Regions from separate parts of the Mus musculus genome. Here region 1 is linked to region 2. Evidence: chromatin loops called from intact Hi-C (ENCODE). Cell type or tissue: left cerebral cortex. All regions are shown on one strand. Links, peaks and the distances in the headings refer to the core of each region. The heading gives the core; the rest is flanking DNA. Region 1 overlaps Abr (active BCR-related gene). Region 2 holds the start of Abr (active BCR-related gene).

The links. Peaks named below come from ENCODE experiments on the same cell type or tissue, not always from the same donor. Only the 100,000 strongest peaks of a DNase experiment are listed, where the experiment ranks them.
Region 1: a loop joins it to region 2, with 5 times the contacts of the local background. A loop is called at or near these places in 6 of 42 quality-filtered maps.

What each region holds. Positions count from the first base shown.
Region 1 is chr11:76,505,117-76,513,116 of GRCm38, reverse strand. Abr (active BCR-related gene) reads left to right here. Exons shown (of 23, transcript NM_198895.2): 2 at 4,045-4,229. It also overlaps the pseudogene Gm12341. Among named protein-coding and RNA genes, the nearest start is that of Abr, 62 kb to the left of the region's middle. In left cerebral cortex, for the core only: CTCF peaks have their summits at 1,912, 6,098 (motif pointing left), 7,008 and 7,212; DNase peaks (open chromatin) are centred at 3,703, 5,198, 6,095, 6,356 and 3 more places; H3K4me3 peaks cover 2,991 bases; H3K27ac peaks cover 3,685 bases.
Region 2 is chr11:76,568,473-76,584,083 of GRCm38, reverse strand. Abr (active BCR-related gene) reads left to right here and starts at 12,700. Exons shown (of 23, transcript NM_198895.2): 1 at 12,700-13,053. The coding sequence starts at 12,993. In left cerebral cortex, for the core only: CTCF peaks have their summits at 10,867, 12,325 and 12,529; DNase peaks (open chromatin) are centred at 12,610, 12,968, 13,557, 14,472 and 2 more places; H3K4me3 peaks cover 3,621 bases; H3K27ac peaks cover 4,895 bases.

The DNA.
Region 1 (8,000 bases), core at 1-8,000, 63 kb after region 2:
AATTTCTTGTACCATTTACCAGATAAACTGAGCAAGGTTGTGGTAGTTAAATACACCTTCCAGGAGCTCTGAGAATGTTCCTTTACAGCCTTAGGCTTTATTAATTAATACTATCATTTTGTGGTGCTGGCCTTCACCCTCAGGGCCTCACGCATCCTAGACAAGAAGCCTACCATTATTTTTATGTTCTTGTTAATTTGATAGGAAAATTGCACCAAGGGGAAAGGGAAAGTGGTTTGCATTTTCTTTGATTGTAGTGAGGTTAACCTTTAAAAGGCGTATCTCTGGCCATTTGCTCTTCTATTTTAAGTTTTCTTCTTCTTTCTCTTGCTCATTAGAATATGACATAATTATCTTTTTCTCACCAGCTTGTAAAAGTGCTTTATCTGGGTATCATGTGAGGAACACATAGGAGAGGGTACAGCTAGCTGGCTTTCCTCAAAGCCATGTTAAGGAGGGTCTCACTGATGGACAAAGGGCTGAGGAGAGGATCTTAGGCACCAGAGCAGCAGATGCAGTGGGGTGGGGTGGGGTGGGGTGGGGCTTCCTTGCCATATACATTATCATAAAAGTTGGTGGCTTAAAGCCACAAAAAGCTGTCTCACAGTCTGGAAATTACAGGCCCCAGACCGAGGCCTGCTGGGAAGCCCTTCAGACTTCAGGGGTCAAATTCTTGTTTGCTTCTCCCAGTGCTGCTCACGTTCTCGGGACCTTCTCTGTATCTCCCCTTCTGATTCCTAAGGACTTGACGGGATTCAGCACCTATGGGTTTTCATCCAAGATGATTTTATTTTGAGATCCTCAACTTGATGGCATCTTCAAGTATCTTTTTTTTTAAACAAATAATTTCCTATTTAGAGGTACCAGGGCTTAGGGTTAGACTCTTTGGCTATCTATTCAGACAACTGAAGGAGTCTGGAGATGATCTGACACTCCTGGGCAGGAAGACACAAGCCCATGCAGAGATTCTTCAGCTGATAAGTTTAGGCTGGTCGTACCATTGAAGTTAGCGGGGAACTGTGGGGTCTTCAGTTGGGTTGTAGCTTAGCTGCTCTGGGAAGAAAATTGGCAAGATGGGGGTTTGAGGAGATTTCATTGAGAGTGGGAAGGGGGAGTCTGGAGAGACTTGGAAGTCTCCTGTCATCTGAACTAAACACAGGTTTTAAAAAAATAGGGACTGGAAGATGTGTGTGTCTAGGAAAGAAATAATCAGAGACAGATATGCTGCCCAGACCTCTCTGTGGATGGAGGGAGGGGGGAGGGAGAGAGAGAGAGAGGAAGAGAGAGGGAGAGAGGGGGAGAGAGAGAGAGGGAAAGAGAGGGAGAGAGAACACAAAGCCCAGACAACACTATCCCCACCCCCATCTTTTTATTATGAGAACTATCAGACATGGAGAATATTTGAGAGTATCTATGGCACACTGAACAGTCCACTTACTGTTAGCTAGAGTCTGTAATGACCACTTTCCCATGGCGACTCCCTTCCACATCTATGCATCTCCCCATGCCATTCCTCCTTCTATTTTATATTGCAGACGATTCTCCTTCAGGCTGGCATGTCGTTAACAAGAGTTCAGTATTTGATGAACTGCATAAAGCTTAACCATACTAAGAGTCGGTAGATTCTGGTGAATGCGTCTGTGTACCTCAGATCCCTGCTAAGATAAGGAATGATCCCATTGGCTCGGAAGTTGCCCTGTGCTCACTGCCATCACCTCCTGGCCACGTCCACTTAGTGTTCCCATCTGAGGCCTTCATGGACCAAAGCCTGTGTGTGCCCAGTGGAGCTCCTTTTCAGCCTTTCCTAGAGGGTTGCTCTCCACTTCTTTTTCTGTATCTCTTCTCCCAGTAGAACTGTTCCAGACTCCCAGCAGGAACAAGAAAGGAACTACCTAGGAATGCTGGCAGGGGGCGCTCTGCCAGTCCTCATGTCCGTACCCTGTGCTCCCCTCATTGGCTAACATGTCCCATGAGGAGGGCCAAAGGCAGGGTGCTGGTATTTCTTTGGAGTGAGATACAGAAGGGACAGGACCGTCCTCAAAGACTTAGACAGACCCAGGTTAGAGCCTCCCCACGGTCTCAGGCAGATGTGTGAGGCTCAGGGACCTCATCTGTGAGAACTGCTTTGGAGAGGTGCTTAGATGGAGTGCACACCAGAGGAAAGGCTGGCAGAGACCTTCCTTTCCTGTGAGAGATGCAAGGAAATTGCATTAGAGGCGAGCCAAGCCATCTTCCTTTTGGTCTTCTGTGAACCATGCCTTTGGGTAGTCCGTTCATTTCTGTAATGCATGATACAGATCAGTCTAGAAGTTGGCTAAGACAAGGTCCACCATAATTCATTATTCCATACCCTTAGCTTCAGCATGACCAGGGAGACCCAGAGCCCCTGGAAGAGTAGAGAGGTCTGTGACTCTTCATGCATATGTCTTTCCTGAGGAAATACATCCTGTGTCCCCAGACAGCTTAATGGGCATCAGCTGAGCCCTGGGAGAGGAAGTCAGCAGTAGCAGGTGCCGAGAGCCCAGGGGAGGCTATCAACTGCCAACAGACAGATTGGACTGAGTATAGCCATGGCCTGGCGCCCCAGTGACCTGGTGACACCATTCTCAGGCTTCTGGCTGCCTGTGGGCCCGTGTGTTGTGACAGAGAAGGAGGAGCCAGGGCTCCACAGAGAGCTTGACTCACTGGGACCTGCCTGGGTTAGACCTCAGGCCTGAGGTGGACGGTGCATCCCTCCATTTTTTTCAGTCTGCCACCCCAGCTTCCCAAGAGCCTGCTATACATCAAGGAGGCCATGTGCTGTTGGTACTATAAACTGGGTTCCCCGGGGAACATCCTGGAGGAAGTGATGTCTGAACAGATAATGGAACAGACTCGGCCAGGCTCCTATAACATACTGGCCACAGTCCCAAAACTAGGCCTTGCCAGGGTTCAGGAGCCATACGACTGTTTTCAGCAAGTCCCGTGTTCCCAGGGTTTTCCTTCTTGGCATTCCTCTGTGGTACCAGCTACTTCTGGTCCTCCAGAGGCTGTATCCCTGGCCTCTCCTCATCGATGATTCCCTTCCAGAACCAAGGCTCAAGACAGAGGAACCTTCCACCTTGCTTGCTGTAACCTGTACTCTGACATGTTGGAAACAGCAACACCCAGCCCTCCCGGCCAGTCGCTGGCTAAGAATGATGCCTGCAGCTTAGTGAGGCTGTCCTATAACTCTTGGCAAAGCCTAGAGGTACCACCCTGTTCCATGGTTGCCTTCCCTACAGCCCCCAGGAGGGTGTCTGCGTGGGCACTGGCCCTGGTGTGGTGCTAGGAACACTGAGGGGTTAATACCCGGTACCTTCCCTCCTGCCTGCTCTGGAGGAAGCCGTGTTGGAATTATAGACATAAATGCTGGCTTTTGAGGAGCCTGCTGCTCACCAAGTCCCTGCCAGGCCTGGGCACAACCCTCTCTCCCACGCCTGCCTGCCTTGGGCTCTGTCCTGCATGCAGGGCCGCATTCAGAGGACCGAGGGCCTCCTAGGGCCCACTTTCTGGGCCCTCTCTACCCAAAATTTGCCCTGTTCACTCCCTACGGATTGAGCTCAGTGTACAATGGTACCCAAGGAGGAGGGACGGAGGAAGTGACATCGCTTGGCCCGCCCCCACCTCCTTATTCCCTATAAAAAGCAAAATGGTGACTCAGAGAGAGGAGTTGGAATCGTCCTGCCTCCCGCTCCCACTGTTAATTTTTAGACGTGGAATTAGGCAGGAGGCAAAGGAAACACAGCCCCACATACGCAGCTGACATGCTATTAGGCGGGTGGAGACAGCAGAACCGCTCCTCCCCGACTCCCAGCAGCCTCTGACGGACTCAGCAGAGCCTGTGCCTGCTGGAGCTCCCACCCCCCTCCCCAAGCCTGGCTGTACAGCCCCTGCCCTGGCCCAGGGTGCATGGTGCAGCAGGGGCCATGGCAGCCGGGGGCCGCCGCCGGCGCCCACTGCGCTACCAGTCCCTGGCAGCCCTGGTGGAAGACTCTCAGTGGCCTTTCTTGTTCCTTGTCTCAGACTTCAGCTACGGTGCGGAGGACTACGACGCAGAGGGGCATGAGGAGCAGAAGGGGCCCCCCGAGGGCTCGGAGACCATGCCGTACATCGACGAGTCACCCACCATGTCGCCCCAGCTCAGCGCCCGCAGCCAAGGTGGTGGGGACAGCGTCTCGCCCACCCCACCTGAGGGATTGGCACCTGGGGTAGGTACTCCTGTTTACTCTTTTGGGAGGGGAGATAGAATGCCATGTGCAAGAAGTGGCCCGGGGTCTGCGTAGGACAGTGTCAGCAGTGAGCTTGGGGAGGGTGGGTCTGGACTTGTGACGCCTGTCATTTGGCTTCTCTTCCACTACCTGCTGCGCTCTGCTGCCCCTCACCTGTTCCCTGCTCTGCCAGCTGTTTGTTCCTCTGCTTCCTGGATGCTCTCACTCCCTTCCAGTCACCTGAGTCTCTCAATAGGATGGGGAGGGGGGCTCTGGAAGGACCAGGCTTTTCTATCTGTACCTGGCTGGGTACACATGGCCTGTGGGACAACAAATGTCCCCACAAAGCCAGTACTGGCCTCAAGCTCCCTATGGGATAAAACATTATGTTCCCCAGGATGTGGGCCTCCAGCCCTGCTCTGTTCCACAGGAAAGGAACAAGCCTGGGTACCTAACTTCCCTGCTGCCAGGAGAGGCAGGAGCTGCCTTCTCAGGGCTTTGATAGAGCAGGGAGATAGGAGTGTGTGGAGGATTGGAGTAATTAGAATTAGTGCTGTTCCCAGTGACAGGGATCAGCGCTCGGCCCAGCTCATGAGTGTACGCATCTGAAATACAAGAGCAATCCAGGCAGAGATTCCTTGGGGCTCTTTTCTGGAGTTGGGAAAAAGAATCAGAGCCATTTGTGTTGGTGGAGGGAACTCAGTTTCACCGGTCTTTTTGGTCCAGCTTGTCTAGGTATGTTTTGGGGGGTTCTCTTTCCTCTCTCTGAAGCCCCCGGGAGAGATTCAGAGATGCTATGCACTGCGTTCCCCTTCTCTAGGGCCTAATACCCCCACCCACCTGGAGGCTGCCTGGACTCTACCATTTGGAAGAACCCCTGTTCCTTCCCACCCTCTGCAGGCTCTCACCCCCTCTTCACACACTGGGGTGGCTGCTATAGCCTTTGGCAACAAGGGCCTTGGCAACCAGCATCCCACTTGGGGGAAGCCACATTGTTGCCATAGCAACAGAGGCCTAGGCAGAGCTCAGCACTGCCAGGTGGTGCAAGTTTGAGAAGGGATGGTGGGGGGCAGGTAGGAGGTGGAGGGGATGGATGTAGGTGTTGGCCAGCTTCAGGCTCCCCCACAGCCAGCATTCTTGGGTGCTTTTGCCCTAAGGGGGGGTGTGGTGGATTAGAGACAGCCATTTTGGCCATGTAGAGGCAGGGTGTCTGAATCAGTGGAGGAACGGTTGTTCTGGGACCTGGACTCAGGCCAACCGGGAGCAAAAAGGAAGAGAGAACTCTGGTTCTCCATCATTGCCTTCTGGTTGTAGGTTAGTGGGGTTCAGATCTCTCCTAGGGACTTAGCCTATACCCCTCTGTAAACAGGTTCAGGATGGTGCCCGTGGACACCCCACGGTGTCCGTGCTATAACCCCATGCAGTCTCTGCAAGCTCCTCGACCTCTTGTCTCCCTCTCCCTCCTTCCTTGTGACTACCTTGCAGGAGTATTTATTTATCCATAGGTATTTGGATTTCCTGGTGAGAAATCCTGTCCATGTTCTATGTATTGCAGGGCTGTATCCCTGCCTGGGGTTCTCAGCTTTGGCTAGTGGCTTCACTTTGTACCATTGTTCTTGATGGTCAGAAGGGAATAACTTGAATGGAAGATTTTGAAATGTTAAATATTTACAGAAAACTGCAGTACTTAGGGCTTTCAGTACTGATTTTTCACACCATTGACAGGTAGAGGGAGTATTGATGCCAGTTGGGAATGGTTGAGGCAATTCTAGCTGCAGGATGCTGCCTGCCCCAGCTGCCTCCCCAAGCTATAACCCCTGCCTTCCTGGAGCTAACTGCCTTTCTCCTCTTTCTGTTGGGTTACTGGCCCCACCTAGTGGACTCTACAAGTATTGCTATTTGTAATGGGATGCCTGGATTGTGCAAACCCCCAGTTCTTGTGATGATCTGGTTTTGTTTTTATAAAAGGGGTGTGTGTGTGTGTGTGTGTGTGTGTGTATGTGTCTATCTGTCTGTCTGTCTGTTGCTGTGTATATATGGCTTGGGGTATGTGTCTGTCTGTCTGCCTGTGGCTGTGTATATATGGCTTGGTGTGTGTGTGTGTGTGTATGTGTGTGTGTGTGTGTGTGTGTGTGCGCGCACGCATGCGTTCCTGCTACTTGGCTGTGCTCATTTGGCTAGGCAGTCTTTTCCTCTGCCAGGCTTCCTGTTAAGGAACTTGGGAACAGAGGGGACTTTTGAACCAAATCAGACAATTGTTCTAGATATTCAGATATCTAGCTTTTGGCACAGCTTGTCAGCTAAACTTTCCACGCCCAAACATGCAGCCAAGTTGTACCTAGGAAGGAGGTCAAAATTTGGTTTATGTGTTAGAAACCATAAAGCAAGTGGTGTGTGTGTGTGTGTGTGTGTGTGTGTGTGTGTGCTCGAAACTCTGCTTTCTGGCTATAGGACACTGGACAGGGTCATAGAATGGAGAGCCAATGTGTAGTCCTAGTCCCAAGTCCAGAGGTGTGAGAATCGGGGGAGTCAAAGGTGAAGATTCTAGGTGTAACTAAGCTCAAGAACACCTAATGTTTTAGAGACAAAGTCTGGGAAGGACTGGTGTCCCCGCACTAGCAGGCATGCAGGTGGAGCCCCTCTGTCTGTCTGAGAGAGGATTCTGTTTTCAAGGCTGTCCTGAAATTTACTTGATCATCCTGGCTGGCCTGACACTCATAATCCTTCTGCCTGGGTTTCCTGGTGTTGGATCATGCATGCACCACCGTTCCTGGCTGGAAAGAGCCCCTCTTTCTTAGCTTTTTTGGTTTCATGTCTTTAATAGACTGGCTGAGGCAAGGCCAGCTCACCTTGGGGAGGGCATCTGCTTTGCGCAGTCCGTAGAGTCTGATGTGAATCTCATTGAGAACCATCCCACAGACACCCAGGGTAATATGTAGACACCTTGTGGCCCAGTCAGGTTAGCACACAGAATGAAATGTCAGTGTCTTGTATCAGTGGCCTAGACACTGGAAATAGTATAAACTTTGAAAGTTGCAATTCTGTGTTCTGGCTATAGGACACTGAATGAGGTCATCAATACAACAGAGCACCACTCCTCAGGTCTGAATTGCTCCAGCTCCTCTGAAGGGAGGCTGTGAGGACTGGCCAGGGATTGCTCACAGGAGCCTGCTAGCACTGAATGCATTCAGTCCCAGCACTCAGAAGGCAGAGGCAGAGTTGCGGGTTCTAGGCCAGACTAGGCTACTACATAGTAAGCACCTGTCTCAAAACAAAACAAAAAAAATCCCCTAAGACATCTGTCATGGGCTGCGACCAGGAACCTTGCAAGGACTCCAATCTGGTAAATACCTGCTGGGAAATGGATCTGTTTGCAGCCCACCTCCTTTCTGGGTCTGTCGTCCCAAGTGTGGAAGCCTCAGCCAAGACCATGCTGTGATACTTTTCATCTTGGCTTGTGCCCCAGAGGTAACAGGTGAACCACAAACCCTGCTTTGCAGGTCTTTCTCAAGCCTAGGCCAAGCAGGGTGCCCTGGCACAGGGCCAGGGTCACCCTATTGCTGGTGGCTGAACTCAACTGGGAGTGTGTAGTTTCCCTTGGGAAAGAAGGTGGGGACACTCCCATTCAGCTGCAACTTCCTGTCCCAGAACCACAGTCTGCACAGAAAACCTCACTGCTAGAGATCACAGTCCCTGTCTCCCCTCTGGATGAGGTAGTCAAAGGGACCCCAAGGCAGAGAGAAGATCTGGGTTTTGTCTGTCTTCTACTTT
Region 2 (15,611 bases), core at 7,612-15,611:
TCGTTCCAGGTCTTAATGCAAATGCTACTTCCTTTAGAAGGTGTGTTGGATAGTTTGTGCCAACTTAACACAAACTAGAATTGTCTGAAAGGAAGGAACCTCAATTGAGAAAATGCCTCCATTAGATCTGGCTGTAAGGCATTTTCTTAATTAGTGATTGACAGGGGAGGCACAGCCATTGTGGGCGCTGCCATCCATGTGCTGATGGCCCTGGATTCTGTAAGGAGGCAGGCTCTGCAAGCCATGTATGTGAGTGTGGCCTCTACATCAGCCTCCGCCTCCAGGTCCCTGCCCTGTTTACGTCCCTGTTCTGGCTTCCTTCAGTGATGAACTATGATGTGAAAGTATCAACCAAGTAAGACCTTTCCTCTCCAACTTGCTTCGGTCGTGGGGTTTGATTGCAGCCATAGAAACCCTAAAACAGGAAGTATTTGGTTATTAGCTCAGTTGGAAATGGTGACCACCTATCCCAAAACATACTGTCCAGGCTACTCTCTGGATCCACCAGGTATTGTGTGGCATCTTTAGAATCTCAGGCATGTTTCAAACCTATAATCACAAAAATATTGGGCAAATAAACACTGCATTTAAAATAGTATTATTTTTTATGTGTATGAGTGTTTTGTCTGCGTGTATGTCTGTGCACCATGTGTGTGCAGTGCCCTCCAAAGCTAGAAGAAGGCATCAGATCTCCTGAAACTGAAGTTAAGTTGTGTAATGTCATGTTGGTGTTTGGAGTTGAACCTAGATCCCATGAAAGAGCAGGCAGTGCCCTTAACTCCTGAGCCATCTCTTCAGCATCTAGAAACCCTGTCTTGTGTAGGGTTTTAGAATAGCTGAACAGATAGTGAATAACTTTTCCAGCCTTCAGTTCCAGGGTATGCACAGTTTAATGTTCTCTCCCTCCTGCTGAAGAGAGACATGTGCAGGCATGTGAGAAAGAAGTGAGGAACAGGGGTATGAATTCTGGAGAGTCCTTGGGCTACTATGGTAGCTGAATGTCTTTGCACACATAAACTGTTTACCACATCACTGGCACAATAAACGTACATATTTGTAATTGTGACATTATTATTCCACTCTTCTCATTGGACTTCCATTACTATAATAAAGTTCTGGAGGCAGACTACTTTATAAAGAAGAGGTTTAGTTGCCTCTCAGCTTTGGAGGTCGGAAGTCCAAACAGCATGGGCCAGGTTCATGGCAGAGCTCATGTGCATCTCTCTCCCCCTACTCTCTCTCCCTCTTTATAAAGCCACTGGGATTCAATCATGAAGCTCTCCTTTAATGGCCTAGTTATTCGCCAAGGTTCTCTCTTTTGGACTTCTTGGCAGAAGGAGTGTGAAGTTCCTGGGTTCATTTCCCAACACTGCAAACAAACAATAAGACAAATCAAAGTCCCCAGTTCAAAAGGCCATATGCAGATTACGTTTCTACCCTCCTTTAAAAGAGAATTTATATATGTATCTCTGTTTCTCTCTGTCTCTGTCTCTCTCTGTCTCTCTCTGTCTCTGTCTGTCTCTGTCTCTCTGTCTCTCTCTGTCTCTCTCTCTCTGTCTCTCTCTGTCTCTCTCTCTCTCTCTCTGTCTCTCTCTCTCTCTCTCTCTCTCTCTCTGTGTGTGTGTGTGTGTGTGTGTGTGTGTGTGTGGTGTCTAAGATGGCTAGAAGAGGGTGTCAAGTTCCCTGGAGCTGGAGTTACAGGCTGTTTGGGCTTTCACGTGCAGGTGCTGGGAACAAAACTTGGGGCTGAAGAGATGGCTCAATTGTTAAAGAGTGTGTATTGCCCTTGCAGAGGACCCAAATCTCTATCCTCTTAATACTATTAACATATAACTTTACAAATTAGACTTTTGCATGAGTACAGAGGGCACAGATCATATTCAAACCAAACACTGGAGAGGAAATATAGGACCTAAAGTGAGTTAAATACACCAGAACAGCCTTACTAGGTAGCAGGGGAGAAACTGGCAAGAACCTGGGATTAAACCCTTGTGGGGAGTGGGGATGTAGCTCAGCAAGAGTGCTTACCTACTTAGTATGCATGAAATCCTGGTACCAACCTTTGTAACACCCAGACAGTCAGACTATCAGAAAATAGACAGACACACGTACACACTCCTGGAATATGGATCCTGATAGCCTCAGGTGATTTTCTGTGGTAAAGGCTCAATAAATGAAACCTTGCAGAGCCCAACAGACCAGGTGAGTCCTGCATTCTCTGGGACTTTATAGTTCACTCAACAGTCCCTGGGGATCCAGGAACACAGCATTACAGAAGGTTTCCTTAGCCCAGTCCTCCCACTGTTAATCAGACTGCCTGTAGACCCTCTTAAACGAGGTCCTTGAGTGGGCAGGAGGCCAGAAGCAGCTTCCACAACTTCTCCCATTATAGAAATGAAAAGCAGGTCTCCAGTCCTCCTGGTTAGAGGGCTTCAAGAGATATGAGTACATTATCAAGTCAACTCTGGGAGGCTTCCGGCTCTGGCCGGGGCAAAGCGGTCAACATCACCCTAGCAACCTGAATCTTCTTTCACAGATTCCCAGGGTTTCCACCCTACAGAGAGTAGAGGTTTCAGGCCAAGCGGGCTGCCTCCAGAGGCTGTGTTCTTCCATGAAAGCAACAGTTCACTTCCCTATTCCAAAACCAAATTGCCTTGCAAATTTGGGACAGGTCTAGGAGAAGGACTCCGGGCTACGGCTTCAGAAACGGAAATTCCCTTAGTGGGCTGAATCTTTTCTAGGTTTCTATTTTATTTCTATGTTGGAACCTGATTGGGTGAAAAAGAGTACAGCATAGGATGTTGGCTGCTTAGCAAGGGAGGCTGTGCATTGGGGAGTTCTTAGTTGGGGCTTCGTGTGAGCAGTGAGAGAATAATTAGAGCAGCTATTGTCCTGCCCCAAATCTGATTTTAGGTTCCCCTGGAGTCATTTCAAAGGATGTGGCCACATGTCAACCATCAAGCCCAGACAATCTATTTCCAGTTGCTGGAACCCAGATAGCTAAATATCTATACTGCTTAATTCCAGGTTCTTAGTAGCCAGGAACCATTCATTCGTTCGGTCCATCATTTGCACAACATGCTAGGGTTTGCTGAAAAGAGAACTCACTGTCTAGCAAGAGATAGCCCCGAATGGTCTTAATTAAAAAAAAAAAGTCTTTATTTTATGCATATGGGAGTTATGCCTGTGTTATGTCTTGATACCATGTGTGCCTGGTGCGCCTGGAGGCCAGAAGAGGGTGCTGGATCCTTTGGAACTGGAGTTACAGATGATGGTGAGCCACCATGTGGGTGCTGGATGCCAAATCTGGGTCCTCTGGAAGAACAGCCAGTGCTCTTAACGTCTGAACCGTCTCTCCAGGCTCTGAATGTTTTTTTTTAAGAGCACTAAAGAATTGGAGAGAGAGAAGCAGGTCTCTCTGGCTCAGTTGTTAGGAAAAGCCCCTTGGAAACAGTGGTATTTCAGTTTAACACCATAATGTAAGTAGGAGATGCTCAGGCAGAGTGGAGGAGCAGTGTTGGGGTTTGTTTTCCTGAGACAGGGTCTTATGTCAGTCAGACTGGCCTTGTGCTTATTATGGTCTTCTGGTTTCAGCCTCTCATATGAAGCAATAGTGGATATGTACCACCATGCCAGGATAGGGACAGGACATTTTCTTTAACTTTATTTAAAGATGTATTTTATTTTATGTGTATGGGTGTTTTGCCTGTATGTTTGTCTGCTTGGTGCCACAGAGGTCAGAAGAGGGGATATCAGATCCCATGGGTCAGATATTTGTAAACCAGCATGTGTGTGCTAGGAACTGAAGCCAGGCCCTCTGCAAGAGCAACAAGTGTTCTTTCTTTTTTAAGATTTATTTATTTTTATTATATTTAAGTACACTGTAGCTGACGACTTCAGACACTCCAGAATGGGGCGTCAGATCTCATTACAGATGGTTGTGAGCCACCATGTGGTTGCTGGGATTTGAACTTTAGACCTTCGGAAGAGCAGTGGAGTGCTCTTACCCACTGAGCCATCTCTCCAGCCCGCAACAAGTGTTCTTAAGCATTAAGCCAACTCTACTGCGCTTCGGACGGAACATTTTAACCAGCTGTGATGGTTTGTATTTGCGTGGCTCAGGGAGTGGCAGGATTAGAAGGTGTGGCCCTGTGGAATAGGTGTGTCACTGTGGGTGTGGGCTATCAGACCCTCATCCTAGCTGCCTGGAAGCGAGTATTCTGCTAGCAGCCTTCAGATGAAGATGTAGAACTCTCAGCTTCTCCTGAACCATTCCTACCTGGATGCTGTTATGCTCCTGCCTTGATGATTATGGACTGAACCTCTGAACCTATACGCCAACCTCAATTAAATGTTGTCCTTATAAGTGTTGCCTTGGTCATGGTGTCTGTTGACAGCAGTAAAACCCTAGCACACCAGCTATATCAACCTGTGCAAGAAGTCCAGGCAAGGGGCTGGAGAAATGGCTCACTGGTTAAGAGCACTGGCTGCTCTTGCAGAGGTCCTGAGTTCAAATCCCAGCAACCATATGGTAGCTCACAACCATCTGTAATGGGATCGGATGCCCTCTTCTGGTGTGCCTGAAGACAGCTACAGTGTAGTCATAATACATAAAATAAATAAATCTTTCATTCTTTAAAAAAAAAAAAGATTAAGTACAGGCAACTGCAGGAAGGAGCAGGAAGTGGTGTGTGTGTGTGTGTGTGTGTGTGTGTGTGTGTGTGTGTGCATGTGAAGTGATCCAAAGGGGTATGCAGGACAGGCCACAGGGCCTGACAGGTTATGAAAAATAATAATGGGTGTTAGGGTTGTATAGCTCAGTGGAAGAACACCTGCTTAGCATGCCCAAGATCCAGGGTTTGGTCCCTAATGTTGCTGAAAAGAGAGATGGGGTGGTGGTGGAGAAAAATGTGCCTTTCTCCAGATACTGCTGTAAGTGAGCCTTATAAAAGGGGAAATGGTATGTGCGAATTCTCTTACAGCATGCTGTCTGTGGCTTTGAGATGCAGGGAGACTTCCGTGAGAGCATCAGGTGTATGGCATCAGCCTAATGAGCCTGGGGCCGCTCAAACCAACAGATCCTTGACCACTTTTACTGATTTGCTACCTGTCTCGTTCTTCTTCACTTCCCCCTCCGTTAGGATCTGAGCCACGAGCAGAGGCAAGGAGATCTCTCAGATTTAGAGGCCAGATTGGTTTACAAAGTGAGTTCTAGGACAACCAGGGCTGTTACACAGAGAAACCCTGTCTCAAAAACCAAAGAAAACAAGAACGGTAACAACAAAACCCTCTTTGGTATGACAGTGACAGCTACACCTTTCAGTGGCAGTTACTCAATTCCCAGTTAAGAACCACTGTCTTGTACTGAGAGGACAAGGTTATGTTCAGCTGCATCTCAGGCTCCGGTAGCTGGCAAGCAGGGAGGTATGGAAATCTCTTCATTGAAGATGTTACTGGAGGAGACTGGACTTGGGTGACACACTTGGGAGACAGAGGCAGGCAGATCTCTGTGAGTTCAAGGCTACCCTGGTCTATAGAGTGAGTGCCAGGATAGCCAAGGATACTCAAAGGAATCCTAGCTCAAAAAACAAATACAAACAAACAAACAAACAAACAAAAAACCCAAACAAACAAAAACAAAAACTATGTTACTGGAGGGGCCGGGAGATGACTTATCAGTTAAGGGCACTTGTTGCTCTTTCAGACCTGGGTTCAGTTCCCAGCACACACATGCACACACACACACACCACACCCTTTCACATAGATACTTAAGCATATACATAAGTAAAAATAAAAACTACTCTTAAAAAAATGTTCCTGGAAGGTTTGTCTGACGGGAGAGTATTCTGCCCACTCTATTCTTGTTTCTCCTGGCTTTCTCAGACTTTGCTCACAATGGTTACCTGCAGCCCTAGATAAAGCCTGGTGGAAAGCTGAGATTTGAGTCCAAGTCCTTGGAGGCTGCCTATCTAGAACACCTTGTGTGGCTGAGGTGCCACTCTGGCCACCAGATGGCGCCCGAGAGTTCCTGTTCTCTGCCGCAGGACCAGTAGTAACAGGAATTGACTGCAGAGAGAAGTTGCCTTAAAAGAGGCCTGATGCTTAAAGAAACACCGCCACATAGCCTCGGACTGGACCCTTGAATCTGTAGAACAAGACTCTACCACGGCAAGCACCACTGTCCAGGGTCAGTGGCTTCTTTGTCTTTGCCTTCCTGGGTTTTGATTCCATCTCTTCCATGGCTCTTAGTTGCTGCAACTGTTCCTGAGCCTGAGGGGACTGGGCCAGCCAGGAGGAGGGTGGCGTCAGAGCTCCTGGCAGAGCAGGGTTGGAGCTGGGATGCATCTGCAGAACTCTGGCTGAAAGAGTAGGAAGTGCAGCCAGCTTCGGGGCAGTGAGGACCACAGAAGCACAGAGAGCCGGCCTGTGAGCGCTGGCCTCTGCGGGACTTGATTCTGTTGCCTTGGAACTAAGGAGATTGGAGCCTTTGAATTTGATGTCTGGGGTCATTGGGATTTGAGAATTCTTGTGTCTTCTTCGGGTGGCATCTTTCCAAATACTGATGGGGACTCAGAGGTAAGTAGATTGAGGGAGGGGGCTCTAGACTCTGGGGTAGAGTCTTCTTATTGACTGTAGGAAAAGTCTCCTGTTGACCCTTGGGTAGTGAGGGCTGAAAATGGTTAGTTGATGGTCATTTGAGAAGGTCTCCTCCTCAAATTGCTTTTGATTAGCCTCATCTAAGCCAGCTGCTCTACCGTGCTCTTTCTGGTGCCTGACTGTGCATAGGGCCTGGGAAATGTGTGTGTGGTGTGTCACTGCCGCTGTCTGTCCTTGGGTATTGTCCTGGTATGCATCAAGAGTGTGAATGTAGTTCTCTGTCTACATCTTGTCAGGGGTACAGACCTTTACCATGACTCAAGCTGACAAAACATCCACAGGGAAATGAGATGGGGTTGGGGTGTGTGTGTGTGATGGTAGTTTCTGTTGTCTGTAGATCTGTCTGCTGGAAAAGCTAAGAGGGTGTAAAGAAAGAGAATAAAGGACAGAATCTTGGACCAAGCCATCTCTGACAGGCAACTCATGGGATGCCTGGCCTGGGGAATTTTCTACTTAAATTGTTTTAAATTTACATTTATTCATTTATTATGTCGGGGGTGGGGGGTGGGGCATGAGTGCCACAGCACATATGTGGAGGTCAGGAGAGATCAGAGGACAACTTATGGAGAGTCTGCTGCCTACCATGTGAGTCCCAAGGATAAAACTCATGATGTTCTCAGGCTTGGTAGTGAGCACTGTACCCGCTGAGCCCTTCCATGGCTCGAGGAATTTTCTTCTTTCCAGACCTCAGAACTGAAGATGAATTTTGAGAACAGTAAATGCTACTTTGCTCTACCTAGGAAAAGGGAATGAAATAGGGTTTGAAAGCAGGCTACTTGCCAGGCATGGTGACACACATGCCTCTAATCCCAGCAGTTCTCTGTGAGTTCAAGACCAGCCAGGCCTACATAGTGAGTTCAAGACCAGCCAGGGCTACATAGTGAGAATGAAAACAAAACAAAAAACAAACAAAAAAGTCCAACCACACACATACAAGTACACACCAGGAAACAGAAAAAACAGGCTACCTCTCTCTGGGTCTCTGAGAAAGCCAAGTTTACAGTCTTTCAGGGCTAATAAGATATCTGGAGGTCATCTACCTAATCTACCTTCTGCACCTGTGAAAACTAAAGTTGGAAAAGCCTGAGTCTGGCCTTAGGCAGGTAGGCAGAGGGCTAGGGACCTGGCCTAACACAGTCATCGGATTGCTTTTCAGCTTGTCTGAGGGGTCATCTGACCTGTTGTAGTAGATGTGGTTTTGTGTGGCAAACAGTTCTCTTTTTGTTTACTTATTGGTGCCCCCTGGGAGTTCTGGAATGGCACTATCTTGCCTTTTCGTGTAGCTCCAATTTCTCCTTTTCTGGGTTTAATGCTTCCTTTATTTATTTGTTCCTTCCTAGGCCAGTATAGCACTACCCACGTGGACTTGATTCATTTTCAAGTGTTACCATCTGCTGGCTGGCCAGTGGCTTAGCCTTTCTGTGCCTCCATTTCTTTACCTGTGAAATGGAGCTAACATAGCTCCTATCTTGCTTGCTTGCTGTTAGGGTCAGGCCAGGTGAACTTTGTAAAGCATATTGAGCAGCACCTGGCAGTTAGGCACCAATCAGGGTTAACTATTTTTAATTTCTATGACTCTATGCACTTTAAAATATTTTTATTTTATCGTATGAGTGTTTTGCCTGCATGTATATCTGTGCATTGTGTATGTGTCTAGCAACTGCAGAGGCCAGAAGAGGGTGTCAGATTCCCTGGAAACTGAAGTTGCAAATGGTTTGAGTTGGCATGTGGATGCTAGAAATCAAACTTGGGTTTTCTGGAAAATCACTGTCTCTCCAACCCATCATCTGTATTTTATTAGTTTATTCTCATGTATTACATCCCAACTGCAGTTTCCTCTCCTCAGCTTTTTTTTGGGGGGGGGCGGATTTGAACCCCTGCCTCAGCCTTCTTTCTGAGAGACTGGAATCACAGGTGTGCATACACAGCAACACCTGGCTTAACATGCATTTTTGAATGACAGTCAGCTGAGCTTTTGGCATATACCTGGTTATGTGTGAGTTCACATTGCTATAATAGCACTTTTGGAAGTTTACCTACACTGATGCTTCCTGGTTGGCCCCAGCAATAGAGACACTTTCGTTTGTTTTGCTAGCAGTGGCCACTGGGTGATCAGAGACTTTTGGGTCCTTCCTGTGGTGCACAGCAAAGCTGTGTTGCTAATATGAGAAAGGAAGGAGAATGGCGATATAGGTAACATCACTGATTTTGCATCCTGGCTAAGTAGTTGGTAGACTTGAGAGCTGGTTGTTAGAGAGGCAATGAGTAGTACAACCCTGAGAATGAATAAAGGGGGGAGCTGCTGGTCTTCAGAATGGGATTTATCTCTCTTCCACTGAGCCTCTCAACTCAAGGCTGCGTAACTAACCTTAAATCCTGTGATGGGGGAGGAGCAGGCAGGTAACCATGGAGATGGGGATGAGGGGGGCAGGATAAGCTGAGTGCACAGGTTAGGGATATGGAGAGTGTTGGCCCTTAGGGCTGGACAGAGAATGGTTACTAGGGGCTTGGCAGAAGTGGTGCATCGAATGCTGATCAGTGTCTTGGAGTGCTCCACCCATCTGTACATCCAGACACTTAGCTGAATCGGGGTGTGTGTGTTGGGGGGGAGAGGTCCTGTCACAAGTATACCTCCCTGCTGCTCTGACAGATTGGGGCTGATAGCTGGAGTAGAGAGCACTTTAGGTTAGCAGGCTTTGGGCAAACTACAAAGAAGGATGCCTCTTTAACTCCTTAGTTCCCAGAGTGTATGTGTGAGTTAGGATCTTTCGCAACCTTTCTCTGCCCTCAGTGTCCCTTAATCTAACTGGGGGCTTTTGTTAGTCTCAATTCACCCAAGTGCTCCAAGACCCACCCACTTATCTCTGTAAACAGGCTTAGAATCAATCTGTGTGATGTGATTCTTGAAGTAACTACCCTTTCCCAAGACAGCGGGTCAGAAGTGTTGTTGTGTGATAAAACTTTTCCTGTGAGACACAACACACATTATTCACCTGAGACAGGGAACTAAAGTATAGATAGATACCATCAAAATCCAACTTGGTGATCCAATAGGTTTTATTGGGGGTTATTTACAGGAGTAGCAATGACTCGAAGACAGCTGCATCATCAAGGACCACCTCAGCAGGGGTGACAACTCACAGAGCTGGGAAACCTGGAGTATGCACAGCTTGCAGGGAGCTCAAAAGATGGGAGTGTCCTTTCCAAATGACTCTGGTCTAAATCTCTTCTTGCAGCTCAGTTGGCTTCAACTTCTAGCTGGACAGGTCTGAGTCTTCCTTCTGTCTGAGGGGAATTCTCAGATCTTGTTGCTTATTCTGGCAAGGAGGGGCCTAGTGAGTCTTGTTGGTTTCTGGAACTTCCTGAAAGGGTTGTAAAGTTGTTTTCCTTCCTGCTTAAGGAGCTTCCTAGCAGGATGGAATGTTTCAGTCTTGGGAGAAACTGTTACACATGAGGTGGGCAGATGGTTATGGGACAAAACTGCAAGGGCTTCCTAGCAGATGGTCTTGCATTTTCGGATCAGAAAAGATTTCCAGGGACCTTCAGTGACTTGGGTTATCAGTCAGCTGACAGCGAGGTGGCATGCATAGGATCCCAGCCCACACTATGTGGTTGGGTCAGTGAGCTGTGCCTTAGTTTTTCCATGTGGAAAATTCACAAAACCTAGAAAAGAGCTGTGCTTGGTAACACAGGCCTTTAGCCTTAGCTTTCTAAATCTCAAGATTAGCCCTCCATGACACACCTCCTCTAGTAAGACCATACTCTCTAATCCTTCCCAAACAATTTCAAGGAGCAAGTATTGGACTATATGAGCCTGTGGGGGCCATACTCATTCAAACCACCACATTGTCTCAAAAGGTAAAAAGAGAGCTGGAGATAGGCTTTGTGGTAGAGTGCATGAGTGCGGTCCTGGGTTCAATTCCTAGCACTGCATAAAGTGGGGCAAATGGAGGATAAGAAAGGAAGGAACCAGAAGTTAACAGTGGTGCTCATCAAGAGATCATCCTAGTGAAATTAAAAAAACAAAACAAAACAAAAACAACCCTCTTAAGATCTAGGCCACACACACCTAGTATTCAGTGTCCGTTATTAGCACTATGGCCTGCAAGATTGTATCTATACGCTACACTGTGTTGTGGAAAGAACAGTCCAGGGCAAGATCAGACACAATGTAGAATAACGCAAACTATAACAACTACAGGGAGAGCAAGCAACTGCAACATTTCAGCTAGGGGGAAAAAAAAACGCTGAAAATAGCTTGCTCAAGCCTTTGTAGATAAAAATGTGAAATGTATGCAAATGTATGTGACTCACATAGAAACATATATCCATGGCCTCCTCAGAGTCAGCACCGGATGTGGAGATGTGGGGCTGTGGCCTGCAGGAAAATCCCTGTGGTACATCATGTGGTGTATTGTGGGAGGGGTCAATGCTGCAGCCTTCTAGGGTTTGTAGCTGATAGCTGTACCCAGGCATGTTTTCCCTTTCTCTTGGGCTCTATGCCTTCAGAAAGTGCTATGCAACAGTAAGGCACGCCCTTGTCCTTTCTCTGTCTGCTTCCTCAGAGAGCTTGCTTGCTCCCTCTCCCACCCAGAACTCTATTTCTGGATAGTCTCGCTGGAGATGCACAGCCCCCTCCCTTGCCATGCTCCAGGTGTTGGCTTGGCCTTCCCAATTTTATATGCCAGTCTGGGGCGGTGGGGAGGGTAACAGCTGAGCAGGAAGGGCCAGCAAGTCACAGAACCAGAAGCTTGAGTTAGAACTAAAGGGGTACAGGAGGACCTGTATCTGCTGCCCACCTGTGGGGGCTCCCCCACACAAGAGCATCTACCCTTGAACCTCCCAGAGGCTCTATCCTGTGTATCAATGGGCTCTAGCTTTTCTTGATCATCTATAGAGGCCAGTGTCCAGACAGCTGGGAAGTTTACAAGGCTGGGTACAAATTTCCTTATAGGTGAGGGTCTGCTTCTACCCCTCAAAACTGTCTGTGCTTGTTTGGGATAAGGAGAAGTCCCTGTGGGTACTAACAACACTGCCCTCCATACAGGGAATGGGGAGCTTAACTCTTTGAAAAGCTCTGTATGGCTGGAGCCCCAAAAGGGCTTAAGCTGTCTGAAGATGGGGTGGGATGGGAAGTGTCCCATTATTAGAAATGCCACTATACTAGTATATGAGAGGTCTAACCCAGGTCTTCCTTGGCGGGCTTCATTGCCTCCTTCCCTGGGAATTCAGGAAACAGGTTGCAGCCATGGGTCCCATGTCACTCCCAACCCCCAAACCTTCAGTGCTGTTGAGGTCACTGTTTGGAATTTTGTTTCTTAAGACTGGTCTCTGAGGCATCTGACCCCCATCTTCCTTCAATGTGATTGTACACAGAGGCTAGGGATTGTCAGACGGCTCCTGGAGGAATTGGAGAGAGTCCAGTTAGGGCTTCTGTACCCCAGTTTGACTCTTTGCCTTAAAGGCGCACATGTGAGAAATAGGTCCTTCCTCTAATGCCAGGGGATGACACTAACCCCAGTGGTCCCGCCTTACTTCAGTCGCCCACCCTTGGTGTGTGTCGGGAACTGATGCACTGTAAGATCAAGGATAGATGGGGTGATTTAAGGTTTGGTAGGAAAACAATTCCTGGGTGGCCCAGCTTTCCAGCGGGGCGCAGGATGTTAACCCAGTCCAAGCTGTGCTGCCCAAGCTTGTCTAGGGGTGGGGCCTGGCAACTGCACCAGTCCCGAAATCGTGCTTAGAGATCCTGGGGTGGCAGGTGATGTCACCCCTGCGGGTCCATAGGTTTCTTTAGTCTGCGGGTTGCCAGAATTTATGCTCAGCCCAACCAGGGGAGGAGGGGAGCCTCTGGCCCTGCGCCGCCTCCCGGAGACCCCGCGGGAGCTCTGTGCGCCGGCTGGAGGCCATCGGTGGGGCTGCGGGCTGCTCTCACACCCCACCGGCCCGCTGCGGCTGGGGGTGGGCGCGCTGAGCCTTGCGCGGATTGGCTACCGCCTCCGCCCCCCGCCCCGGGCGCCGCGCAGCCCCGGGGAAGTTGCTAGTTGGCGCGCGGGCTGCGGGGCCGCGGCTCCCAGATCCGCAGCGGGTTCGCCTAGGCTGCCACAGCCCTGCACTAAGCTCCCCTGTCCTCACCTTGGCAGCTGCGGCTTGCTCCTCCCTACTACCTGTTTCCCTGGCTCTCCCGCCTCCATCCTGAGCTCCGCAACTTCGACCTCCGAGTCTGGCCTCCCCTCCCGGCATCCCGCCTGCCGGCGCCCTTCCTCCTTTGTTGTGCGATGAGGGTCCGGTTTCCCATCTGACCAAGGAACCTCTGCCGCGCGGAGCCGCGGGCATGGAGCCGCTTAGCCACCGGGGCCTGCCGCGCCTCTCTTGGATCGACACCCTCTACAGCAGTACGTGTGCCCATGGGTCCCTGGGTGGGGGACAGGGGGTGTAAGAGGGACACCCAGCACCCTCCGAGGAGCCCTGTTGCCCTCCGGGTCCCAGGTGCACCCAGGCACCGGCAAGTGTTAGCGGCCATGGTCCGCCAGGTGTGCAGCCAGCCAGTAGGAGGAGCGGTATGGAGTCCTCAGAGCAGATTTTAGGGGGGAGGGGGCTAGATAGACCGGGGCTGGGGGGGATTGTGTCACCCCTCCCACCTGTTGTGTAACCCAGCACTCTAGCGCTCCGCGAGTGGGAAGCGTCCTTTTTAGAGCTCTACCTTGGCCTTTAGAATTGGCAGCTTTTCTCCTCACATTGAAGCGGGAAGGCCATTTTGGGAAAAGTCTTTGGCTCTCTCTAGTTTACTACCTCAGGGACATTCCGGTGTGTGATTCGGGTTGATGATGGGATCAGGTTGGAAGAGAGACTGTAAGGTACGGATCTCTGTGGGGGCCATTTGGATGAAAGAGCCAACCTCCTAGCTCAGCAGTCTTTCTTGCCAGCCTCGTCACCACCCCCATTCTCATCACTACCACCACCCCCAAGAAAAGCAAATGAAGAGGGGGGAAAAAAACCGCCGGTACTCCACCCCCTCGCTCCCAAATCAGCCATGATCATGTGATTGCTCTTGTACTGCCTGGGGGATGTGTAGTTGATCACTGGGACTTACTTACTGAGATGGGAACCATTCCCACCCCACCCCCCATGCCTTAGGTGGCACTGCCCATGTCGCCCTCCCCTCCCCCTCTTTAACTCATTGGCATTCTGTGGTGTCGGGAGATGGTCCTGGTGGCCTCCAAGAATGACAGTAGATGTGCTTTTACCTATGGAAATGCTGGGAACCCTCCCACTCTCTTTTAGCACACCCTAACCCTGAGGCAGGCGCATCTAGGGGTGACTCTGAACATTAGATGCATGAAACAAGGACATTTTGAAGGGTCAGCCTGGCTTGAGTTCCTTCTTAACAGTCACATTCCGGGGATGAGAGGAGACGATGTCTTGAGCCTCCAGGTCTTGCCTTGCAGTCTCTGCATTACCCAGCATCCAGCCTCTGCCCTCTGTATCTTTTTGGGCCCTGCCTCTGCCCTCTGCTCCCTTTGGGGGCTGCCTCTGCCCTCTGCTCCCTTTGGGCCTGCACTTCTCATATCGTCTACCCAGCCTCTTTTCCCAGATTCCTCCCCTTCCTCCTCCCAGGAGCTCTCCTTGTGCTGGTTCATTCTGCTTTGGGGTTTCAACATCAAAGAGGCAAATCTGGTCCCCCTGGGTGTCCATCCTAGCCAAACCCAGCCAGTCCATCTGCTCTTTTCCAGTAGAGGCCAGTGTCGTTGGGTGAAGGTCAGGGCTCACAGCTGTGATGTGTATGTGTGTGTACACGTGTGTCTGTGCAAATGGGGACACACATCTGTTAAGAGGCCTGCTGCAGATCAGCTCCTGACTCAAAGGACGGATTAGTGACCTCTGCTTAGCTGTGCTCTTGCAAATCAGTCATAACAATGCCTCATATTCATCTGCAGTTTGTGCTCTTGGATATTTCTGGCTCTCTGCAAAACCCATCCCTGCTTTCCTTACTTCCCAAAGCATAGAATCCTATGGAAAGCAATCTGTGGCTTTCTCTACATTGCTAAAGATAATTCTCTGACTTCATCATCTGAGTCTCCTGCCCCAGCCTGGAGTTGAGAAGCAAAATTACCTTGAGAATTCCTGACTAGAGGAAAGTCAGAGAAGGGAATTAGGCCATGAGCCTCTTTGGGGTGGGGGTGGGGGGTGCTCTATAAACTAGTCCTCACTTTGACAGCTTGGCATCTGAGCTGTCTAACCTATCTTAAGGCCCTAGGGTAGCTGGACAGTTAGATGGTGAGCAGGGTCACTAGCTTTGCACAGTGTACGGAGTCCCTGCCTTGCTCCTGGAATAGCTTATTTGGAAGTCTGTAGCAGAAGGCTTCCTGGGGAGGTTTTATGCAGTCATATTTGGGCTGTTAGCCATCAAGTTTTCTTTTTGACAAGAACCTAAGTTAAACAAATACCCAGGCTGTCATTTGCCTGGCAACGTGGTTCTGTGGTTCCCAGGGGCAGTTCCTCTGCCTCTGTGGGAACCTTTTGCTTACCAAGCTCACAGGTCCCCACAAGTGCTAGATCCAGGAATTGTAAATGGGGTACGCAGGGCAGCCAATGTGACTCCTTAGAGATGTGAAGTGATTCAGTTATAGAGGCTCAGTGTGAGTGACATTTCTGCAAGAGTACTCATAGCCTTTCCAGGTTGTTGAGAGTGTGCCAGGTACTGTGTGAGGTACTGTGCTAGGTACTGTACCAGGTACTGTGCCAGGTACTATGCTAGGTAGTGTACCAGGTAATATACCAGGTGCTATGCCAGGTACTCTCTACCTCTCATCTCCAAACCTCACAACTCTGACAGATCAGGAGGGAGGTTGAGTAAACTTTAATAATTTAGTCAAAAGCACATAGCTGATAAAGGGTGGGGGCGGAGGGTGTGGGGAGGCAGGATTCAGATCATACTCTGGCCAGTGAAGAG